Linked DNA regions of Homo sapiens: region 1 is linked to region 2. Evidence: chromatin loops called from intact Hi-C (ENCODE). Cell type or tissue: Caco-2. All regions are shown on one strand. Links, peaks and the distances in the headings refer to the core of each region. The heading gives the core; the rest is flanking DNA. Region 1 overlaps TGFBI (transforming growth factor beta induced). Region 2 overlaps LECT2 (leukocyte cell derived chemotaxin 2).

Evidence for each region. A loop is a pair of places that touch in the nucleus more often than their neighbours do. Peaks named below come from ENCODE experiments on the same cell type or tissue, not always from the same donor. Only the 100,000 strongest peaks of a DNase experiment are listed, where the experiment ranks them.
Region 1: a loop joins it to region 2, with 4 times the contacts of the local background. A loop is called at or near these places in 75 of 110 quality-filtered maps.

The regions. Positions count from the first base shown.
Region 1 is chr5:136,050,774-136,056,152 of GRCh38, reverse strand. It overlaps TGFBI (transforming growth factor beta induced), which reads right to left. Exons shown (of 17, transcript NM_000358.3): 8 at 3,034-3,246; 9 at 2,073-2,210; 10 at 1,292-1,437; 11 at 337-473. Among named protein-coding and RNA genes, the nearest start is that of TGFBI, 24 kb to the right of the region's middle. RefSeq lists an enhancer at 1,722-2,921. In Caco-2, for the core only: no CTCF peak of the experiment used is centred there; DNase peaks (open chromatin) are centred at 2,362 and 2,911.
Region 2 is chr5:135,949,304-135,954,682 of GRCh38, reverse strand. It overlaps LECT2 (leukocyte cell derived chemotaxin 2), which reads left to right. Exons shown (of 4, transcript NM_002302.3): 2 at 1,716-1,812; 3 at 3,315-3,460. Among named protein-coding and RNA genes, the nearest start is that of LECT2, 3.0 kb to the left of the region's middle. In Caco-2, for the core only: no CTCF peak of the experiment used is centred there; DNase peaks (open chromatin) are centred at 2,702 and 3,222.

The sequences.
Region 1 (5,379 bases), core at 159-5,158, 100 kb before region 2:
TCGTGCACTGTAAACTATGTGCTCTTGGCTCACTTGGAGCTTTACAATGAGAGGGTGATGTTTTCCTTGCACTTCAGTCATAAAAATGTAGTCCCCCCTCCCTGCTTCCCATGCATGTGAAGATTACACTCTTAGAAGTAACCCTTCTTCCCAATGTAAGCTTTCAAGGCGACCCTTGCCTTTTCCCCATCCCAAGTCTGGAAGGTCGCAGCAGTGCACTGCTAGTGTTAATTGAATCCCCAAGGTAGAAGAAAGCTTGACAAATAGCTGGGGCCCCACATCCCACTCCAGCATGACCACTGGGCAGAAGCTCCACCCGGGGATGGAACTAATTACCTAAAGCGATTGTCTCCCTTCAGGACATCCATGACAGTCCCCATTGGGGGGGTCAGCACCCGGTCCATCGTGAACAGGGTCCCGTACCTCCCCCTCTTGTCGTGGGCCGCGATGCAGCTGTTCTCAATGCAGAGGCTCTGCACAGAAGAGGGACAGAGAAAGAAAGGACTGGTTATACTTCCACGAGGGGCCTCCTGATTTGTTCAGAGCATGTAGCAGGGTCATTATCCATGAAGATGAAGGAGTATACACTGGGATGGGTTATTAAGGCTGGGATAAAATGATGTATTTTCTCCAGGAAATAAAACAATAAATGGTCTTCCTTAAGGAAAGAACGGTTAGAGAGGCCCCAATAAAGTCACACAGAGGTCCCATAATGAGAATATCAGTTACACATGAGGTCCATTGACAATGTTGAAATAAATACGTTGAACCCATTTATTTATTTCTTTGTTTAACAGATGATAACCATCTTTAGCCAAATGGTGCTGGTTGGTCCCAGGCAAGAGCTATGTTGAGTTGTACTTCCTTTTTGATTTCCAGGGTAACTGTTGGGTTTGAAAACAAAGAAGATACAGCAGAAGAGAGAAGGCACCTTTTGGACCAAGGAGGGCTGTATTTTAGTTTAGGGGGCTTCTCTTCTCATAAGCTCAGAAAGAGTCTGAACTCCATCCCTCCTCCCAGGTGTTAATTCCTGAATTCAAGAAGGACTTATTCCTTCACAATACAGGTTGGATAATTGTGTGGTTTATTCTCAAAGGCCTCCAGAAAAAGAGATTCCAATCCTTCTGCAGGATCTCATTTTGTTATCTATATTTTCCAGAAATTATTTCCTTCCTTGTCAGCAACCAGTTCTCATGCAAACTCCTGCTTATTGAGGACATTTTTTTTTACACTAATACAAGTCCCACAGTAAGGAGCTTCCCAGGAGCATGATTTAGGACCCAGAACTTACATTACGATAAACAAAAACTCTCAGTTTTTTGCCGCCCAGAGTTTCCAGGGTCTGTCCATGGTACAGATACTTAGAGGCCAGCTGGTCTTTAATTATGTGGTTCCGAAGCAAATTCCTTGTATGGGCATCAATTGGAGGGGTTCCATCTACAAGAAAGGGTGATGGTTAGGTCCAGAGAGATGTGCTCCTGCAATGAAGAGAGTGATGAGAGATAAATACAGTGAAAAAGCCCATCCCTCCTTGAGTTTGGAAACAGGGATTGAGAAACCAAGTGAAGCTGCCAATATTCCTTAACATCTGGTATCTTCTATGGAGAATTAAAGAAGATCCAGATAATCAAGGGTGTTTGGAGTTTTGCCCTAAGAGGGAAGGGCAGGCACGCACACAACTTGGCCCCCTTCTCTGCCTTCCTGGGGCTGCAGCTCAGCTGTACCCTCACTCTGACCTCTTGACTATACATTGGCAAGTGACCCTGCAAATAGAAAGGCAAGGGAATGCTCTGCTCTCCCAGATGTCAAGTCTTGAGTTCTGAGGAACGGCTGCCTCCCAGATGTCAAGTCTTGAGTTCTGAGGAACGGCTCCCCAAAGGCATTCTCTGCACTGCCTAATGAAACAACAGAGCCTCTGAAGTTTCTGCTGAAGTCACATCTGCTTTTGGTTGAGCTGAGTGGAAGTTCTAATGTCCCATGGGGTGCTGTAAATCGGAGAGTGTTGTGGAGGTGACAGGGGTGGGGAAGCTGCCTCCAGGGACAATCTAACAGGGATGCCTTCCCCATGTTACCTTTGAATACAGAATTCAGGGGAGCCAGGAGGGTCAACCGCTCACTTCCAGAGAGATGATTGCCGAGGCCGGCTTGTCTGAAAAGGTCAATGGCTGTGGACACATCAGACTCTGCAGCCAATTCAAATAGTGTCTTGGCTACAAGGAAGGAGAAAGTGGGTTCAAAAGTTAAAAGCGCTGTTTTCATTTATCATTCATCCACCCCAGGGCATGACACACATCAGCAGGAATGTCATCTCGTGAGTCAACAACCCCTCTAAACACTGCTGGGGCCCAGCGGGCTTGTGTCATCAGGGGAACAGTCACCTAGAAAATCTAACCAGTCAGGAGGAGAGGGAGGAGAGGTGAGCTCAGTTAGGCAGAGATCAGCCTCTGTCCCAGGCCCTGTGGGCTGCTTGGTCAGGGCACATTCTAACAATGGGAAGAAAGACAGTCTGTGTGATGGCTTCTGTGGTGTAGATAAGGCCAGCAACCACACCCATAGAAGCATTTTGTTTTTTCCTGTGAGATTCCTTCACTCATGGACAGATCTCACTGGAAGACTAGAATGGGGCTAGGATTCCTAATGAGACACAAGCCAAAGTCCATTCAGTCATTCTAACTGGGTCAGTGACCATGGGACAGCTTGGGCACTACTGAGAAAGCACATGCTCTGAGGTCAGCAAGTGGCCCTCTTTGCCCATGCACAGCAGGCAGATCTTCTGAAAGGCCTCTGTGATTGAGTCTGTCCCCAGACCCCTTCAATAGCTCCCCACTGCCTCTCCACTGCACTTGCAAGCCTGAAGCTCAAGACACATCAGTCTGGTCACAACCCACACATTTGCAGTGGCCGAGAAGCTGTGAGCTGGGTCCAGGCAGGGAAGTCGCCCAAAGATCTCTGAATTTCCCCTCCCCCGCCACAAAGGATGGCAGAAGAGATGGTGGGCCAGGCAGGGCCAAGGCCCCCGGAGGCCTGGCCTACCTGAGTCTGGGATGAGTAGCTCATCAATGTAGTGGATCACCCCGTTGGTGGCTAGGATGTCTTTATTGGAGATGATCGCCTTCCCGTTGATAGTGAGCATGTCCCCGCTGCAGCCCACCTCCAGTGTCGTGCCCTCCAGGGTCTCTACAGACAGCCCCGCAACGATGGCTTCAGCACACATAGCTGACTTCAAGATGTGGTTGTTCAGCAGGTCTGGGGTCCAAACAGACTCAGGTCAAGTCAGGGTCCACTCCACGATAACCTCAGGGACCACTTGCAGCCTGCCCATGCTGTGAGGATCCTGTTCTCTCAGATGAGGACCCTCAGATGAGGCTGGGGCACCACAGGGCCCAGATCCTCCTCGCCTTCTGCCTGCTGCCCTAGAAAACCAGCTGGGGCCCTGTGGCCACTTTCCAGCTGTGGGACCCTGGGAGAGTCATTTAGCCTCTTTGAACCTCAACTTCCTTATCAGTCAAGTGGACATAAGAATTGCATTCATCTCCTAGGGCTGCTGTGGGGATGACATGAAATTCTGAACCTAAAGCACTCGGCACGGGGCCTGACAACAGAGTAAATGCTCAACAAATGTTAGTGATTAGCTTATTTGTAGCTGAACTTCAGGGATACAAGAAAAACTCAAGAGAGCCTACCACGGGATTTTAGAAATCTACTCACCTTTATAAAAATGTAAACTGTAGTAGGAAAAGACGAAAAGTGTACAAATGACAGCTTTGAGTTATTTGTGTACACTTTATTTGTCCAGTTTTCTGTTCATTTAGCCCAAGGGTCTACTAGCTGCCAGGATATATCTTAAGGTTTGGTGATCAGTAAGACTTGGCCTTTGCCATCCCATTCACCACACCCATAAATAGTAAGTATAATAATTTATTTGCTTATCCAAGTGCTACTTTAGGGGGCAGGGCAGGGCTGAGGCCCAAAGGGGGCTCCTGACCCATCGTGACTCCTGCTGGTCTCCATTGCCTCGGAGAGCCCAGACAGGCTGGATGGAGGCAAATGCAAGGACCAGTCAAGGAGGAGGAGCCCCCCCCAACCCCAGGCTGAGCAGGTGGCCTGGACTGCTGCTCACCAAGGTCACCGAGGCTCTATGTCCCATATTCTCACCACGGAGGCGAGTTTCAATCTGATCCCAAGTGTGGGAACCAAAACCACACTGTCATAGGCAGGAGGAAGCTCTGAGGCCCTGCAAGGCATGGGGCTGCTGCAGACGAGTTGATGGCCTTGGAAGCCCGTGCTGGCCACATTCAGCCAGAGGGAAAGAAAAAGGGTGAGAAGGCCTATGGGAATGAGGCCTTGGGGATTGAGCTTCTTAGAGAAGGAAGGTGAAGTCCACGATGTGGTAGAGGAACCTGCCAGGGCCACTTGGAGGGTGAGCAGGGCCAGGGCTGGAAACTAGTCTTCAAACTGGACACACCACCAGCCCTGGCTGCTTCTCGCCTGCCTGCCTGCCAACCTGCCGGTAACAGCAGGAGACTGTTGGGTGTGGGGCAAGGACCTCTTCCTTCCAGTCTGCAGCGATGGCACCAAACAGAGTGTCCTTGCTCTGAACCAGCTGGTTAGTGAGTAGGAAAAGGCAGATTTGCAAAAGGGACGAAGTAGGGGCCTTTTTTTTCTTACAGTTTATAATAAGGAGTTTTTTTTGTTTTGTTTTGTTTTGTTTTGTTTTTTTCTTTTGAGAGAGTCTAGCTTTGTTGCCCAGGCTGGAGTGCAGTGGCATGATCTGGGCTTATTGCAACTTCTGCCTCCCAGGTTCAAGTGATTCTCCTACCTCAGCCTCCTGAGTAGCTGGGATTACAGGTGGCCACCACCACACCCAGCTAATTTTTGTATTTTTAGTAGAGACGGGGTTTTACCATGTTGGCCAGGCTGGTCTTGAACTCTCAGCCTCAAGTGATCTGCCCGCCTTGGCTTCCCAAAGTGCTGGGATTATAACCATGCCCGGCCTATAGTAAGGAGTTCTGAGGTCTCCAAAGCAAAGAATGTGCTCTGTGCAAATCATGTTTTAATAGGGAATACAGTTCTAAAAGCCTTTGGGCCCCTTAAGGCTATGTGTGTCCCAATGCCCGCCCTCATTCCCCATTTTGTGCTGTGAGTATCTCTGTCATTGCACTCACCAAATCAGATCCCAACAACCTGTTTTAAAGCCTGCCATTTCTACTAGGTCTTAAGTTTCTTGGAGGCAAAGGCTGTGCTGTATTCATTTTCATGGCCTCTGTCCCCAGTGCCGGCCAGGCGCATAGAGGTACCATAATCACCTGGACACGGAACAAATCCCGTCTTCCCATCTGTGCTTTCAGAAATATGCCCTTTCCCATCCCTGCACAGATA
Region 2 (5,379 bases), core at 104-5,103:
ACTTGTGTATTTGGCTATTAAAAATGAAATAGGAATGACACATGGTCCTGAGGATGTTTTAAGTAATTTAAATGGAATGTTCCGGTTCTTTAATGAGGGAAACATAATAGTGGGTTGAGAAGACATTACAAAGCCTTTCAGTCTGAGTCTGGGTCTGGGACTTAACTAGAACAAAACTAGATAATAAAAAGTTGATATAAATATTTGATTCTGATTTTGATCAAAATCAAATTCTGATACAGATACTAATACAGAGACTGGTATGGATTAAGACAAAGGGATGGCTCCCTTAATACTCACCGAAGGAGGAAAAAGTGAATAAATTACTACACTGTCTGATATTTGCCTCAATTCCCAAGGATAAATATTAGTTGCCAAAGTGATGGGATTATATCTTGATCAAGGTGTTGATTTGGAGCTTGGCTCCAAGGCATAAAACTTTTGAAACCCACCTTTTAAAAGTATTTTAAAGAAGAGGCTTAATGGCCATATTCTGTAGGTTCTCTTCACAGGATAGGTATTAATGAAGAGTAAAATGTCTTTAAATAAAATCAATAGTCAAATTACCAGGCTCTCGCTTTTGCTTGTTTGTTTCAAAGTGCAAGGTTGAGTGTGCTCACTGTATCTCTCTGTGAATGTTAACACTGGAAATCCAGGACATTTAATTCCATTGAACATTTATTAAGTGCTTACTATAGTAAAGAAACAAATTGTGCCTGAAACAAAGTTTGCACCAAGTCTGCTGAGAAAGCAGCCCCTCCTCCACGTTTCATAATTTTTCATATAATTGGTTCTACTCCTTCTCCTACCTTCACCCCTAATCTCAGTCTAGGCTAAATTGGTTTGACATTTCAGATTATTTTTAAGAATCTCCCTCTTCCATGTTGGCAACTATGAGAGATTTATCTAGTGTTAAACAAACTTGGCTAGTACAGAGTTCGTTTCTCCTTTAATTCAAACATTTGCTTGGATTTGATTAGTGGAACTAACCATTTCAAAATTACAATTTCTAAAATTATTTTCTGAGCCATGCTATTTTATTATTTTTGCTTAATCTAAAAATAATGATCCCCATGGCAGATAATGAGCAAAGAAAAATAGAAAAGCACAACTTATACCATTTACTAATGGATCTGAAGCAAAGTATAATGATGGAGGCCAATGCTTATAAAGAAACACATTCAGCTGGGCGCAGTGGCTCACGCCTGTAATCCCTGCACTTTGGGAGGCTGAGGCAGGCAGATCACGAGGTCAAGAGATCAAGACCGTCCTGACCAACATGGTGAAACTCCGTCTCTACTAAAAATACAAAAATTAGCTGGGTGTGGTGGTGCGCACCTGTAGTCCCAGCTACTCAGGCGGCTGGGGAAGGAGAATCACTTGAACCCAGGAGATGGAGGTTGAAGTCAGCTGAGATCACGCCACTGTGCTCCAGCTTGGCAACAGAGTGAGACTCCGATCCAAAAAAAAAAAAAATTGTATTCACTGATACTCTAACGTCACAAAGCAGAATTCTGTGGCCAGGGAAAAAGCCAATTTTACATCTGAATCAGGAAATAAAATTCTGGAAGGACGATCTTCCCATAAATACATAAAGTCCAGGGAAAACTACAGTGAAAACAGAATTGTCAGGATCAACTGTGTGACTGATAAGGCAAATGGGGATAGGAAATGTCTGAGGCCAGGAGCTCTGCTCTCACTTTTCTCCTTTTTAGCACTGGCAGGGCCATGGGCTAATATATGTGCTGGCAAGTCTTCCAATGAGATCCGGACGTGTGACCGCCATGGCTGTGGACAGTACTCTGCTCAAAGGTATGAAGTTGCACAACCACCCACCCAACCCTTTGGTCCCTAACCTCTTTTCTTAGTGTCCTTGCCCAACGTTGGTTGCCTCAAGGGCTCACAGTTCTGACAGCATGAAAAACCAGAGATGTAACCAGTTACATCACTGTCTTTGGAGCAGCTTCCAAGAACTCTGCTTCAAGTATGAGCTATAAATTGGGATCAGAATGTGGAAGAAGGAAAAGATCAGGGAGCAAACACAATGTTTTCCTTCTGAATGTCTTCACACATTCACTTATCTCAACTGTTTTTTTCCAAAGGGTTATTAAACACAACTATCCCATTTTATAGAAGAGAAACTTTAACTGAGGTACCAAAGGGTTAAGGGACCTGCCAAGCACAGTTGGAGATGGTGAAGCCTGGACCTGAATTCAGGCTTTTGGTTCCTCTTCCCACCAAACCACGCGGTTACTGGCTCAGGCTCTGGATGTTGAATATTAGAGGCTGGCCCTAAGCAGGAGAGAAAGCACCACTATCTCTTCCAGAAAATGAGGGTCACACTTGTGAATTTTCAGTTATACCCAACATCACCTTGGGGTGCCACTTTCTAATGAAATAGCCATGTGTCCAGTCATATCACTGATCTCCATCCTAACTAGAGGGGAACTCTCACATATACAGATACTACTTACAAAGCAACCTCAAATACTGAAACAGGACTAAGAGAAGGGAAATATGGGAAACGTCCCTTGAATTGCCAAAATTCAGACTCAGCTTATACTGCAAAGTTTATGCACTTGATTGATACAGTAAATTCTTGGCTCTTGAGCTTGCTCAGTGTTGCTTTGTACATAATTGCAGCAATCCTGGTGAACCTGATCGTTCAGGTGACAGCCTATTAGAAGGTAGGGGAGGCTGGTGAGAGCAGGCATAGTGACAGCAGCGGGAAGCAAGAGCTGAGGGGTTGCTAAGACGAACTCAAGGCACGTCACAATCTAGAATAGTTTGATTTGGGCTCCATGCACTTTAATAAACCCAGGAGGTATCACTCATTGTATTAAAATACCATATACAGTAAGTGACGTTTACAATCACTTTTCTAGATCACTGCAAGAAAAATAAGACTAGGGTAACATGTGATACTTTTATGATAGGTTCCCATAAAAAGACAGCTGTTTTCAAAGTGGGCTTGAAGATGTCAAGATCTAGGTATCTAGAAAATGCACTTACATGGACTGCCTCATTCCCCCAACATGCCATAAAATAATAGTAGCTAATATTTGCTTAAGGCTTATTATGTACCAAGTACCATTTTAAATGCTTTCATCTTTATGATATGGTTATTAGCACCTGCGGGGAGGGAGGTTAAAATTGGGCTAAACAGAGTGAGGCATCCTGGGACATCCCAACATGTTCTGGCAGCTTCAAGCTTTGGTACCTCGTCTGCAAACAGTGGGCTAACACCATGTTCCCAGGCAGTAAAGCTCCCCTAAGGCAGTTCCTCAGTCTGTTCGTTCTTATTTACATCCTAGAAGTCAGAGGCCTCACCAGGGTGTGGACATCTTGTGCTCTGCTGGATCTACTGTGTACGCACCATTCACTGGAATGATTGTGGGCCAGGAGAAACCTTATCAAAACAAGAATGCTATCAATAATGGTGTTCGAATATCTGGAAGAGGTAAGAGAGGTGGAGTCTACACCTGGGGTGCCTCCTGGAGATGTTGATGCTCATTTATTTAATGCAGGTTCCATACGTAGAGATTTTGTACTTCTTTCAAAATGATAAAACCTGGAACAGAAAGAATATAGAGTGTACCCAAACTAGCTGATGCATTTTTTAAAAAACTTTTATTTTAGGTTCAGGGGTACATGTGCACATTTGTTATATAGGTAAACCACATGTCACAGACATTTGGTGTACAGATTATTTTGTCACCCAGGTAATAAGCATAGTACCCGATAGATATTTTTTTCTGATCCTCTCCCAGCTGAGGCACTTTCAAGGACGTTTCACCATTTTCTCTGAAAACTTCTGCTTCATGCACACACTTCACGAAACCCCACAGCTGATTGGAGGCATTCCTTCCTGTGGCCCATGTGGTTTTGCTTAACAATCTATAAACAAAGCCACTTTCAGCAATGCTAACCATAATGGATAGATACTTGCATTTACTCAAATCCCACAAATCATAAATGCTGGCACTTCTGCAAGAGTTGAATGTGAAATATTTTTGAAAGCTTCTAAGTTTTAGGTAAAGCTAGATCTCCTGGTACTCCAGGTATTGGTTTTGTTGTTTGGTTACTCCATCAAGGTATAAATACACACATAAAAGTGCACAACACATCCATGTATAGCTCCGTGAATTTCAAAAAGTGAACACACCTGTGTAATCAGCACCCAAATCAAGAAAAAGAACATCACCCACATCCCAGAGATCCCTTGTGCTACCACTTAGTCATTATTCCCAGCAAGATAATCACTATCTCAAGTTCTAACACCATGTATTAGTTCTTCCTGTTTCTAAAAATGGTATAAATAGAATTAAACAGCATGCACTCTTTGGGTCTTCTTTCATTCCACATCGTGATTATGCAGTTTATGTTTTTGTATCCACGTTCTTTCTGATGCATGATATTCCATTATATGCGTATACTTTCATCTATTTATCTATTCTTCCTCAGATGGACTTTTGGGCAGTTTCCAGTTTAAGATGATTATAAAATTGCTGCTACGAACTTCCTTATACCTTTTAATGAACATATATATGCATTCCTATTGGGAGTGAGTCCAGAGGAGACCCTCCTCACCAAGCCTGTGAGAGGCATCTTTTGAGCGAACCCACATCCTTGAGGAGCTACATAGTGGTTGTCCTCTGTAGGCCAATGTCACAAGGGAAACTTCTGCCATTGAACTGTGTCCTCTGTAGTGGCACTTAACAGTTAATGCCAAGGTCAGTGAGAGCAGAAGCAGTAATCAGATTCGTCTAAATCTCAGAGATTTGTGACACTGGCTAGTAATCATGGTGACTCAGGAACTGAATAGATGAGCAGCCAACTAAAGCCTTATTGGACTTGTATGAATGGAAATGCTCCAGGTCTGATGAACAAAATGCTGACTTCAGTCATCACAATAATGGGTCCCAATTCCCAATAAATTCCCAGGCTTGAATTGGTTCACAGTCCCAGAGCCTCTTGAACAAAAGGGAGGCTCAGTCCTTTTGCGTAAGGGTCCTGCTACGCAGCCAAACATTTATACTGTAAACCTTACTTCTAGCTGTCCCCAAAGGGACCTGCAACGGTTTAGCAGGATGACAGCACATTAGGGAAGAAATAATTAGGCTCTTCAGAGATTACTGGACACTTGCTCAAAACTGACACTAATTCCTGGAGATCTAAAAGGCCACTGTGGTTCACCAGTCAGACTAGGGGCTTAGAGTCAGGTGGTAAATATAGCTTTTCACTAGGGTCCATCTTACAGTGAGCCCAGTGCATCCTCCAATCTACCAAGAGGTTATTTCCCCAGTTCCAGAATGCATAATTGGAATTGACTTTCTTCTTCTTTCAGACTGCCTTGGCAATTCTTGGTTATTTGCATTT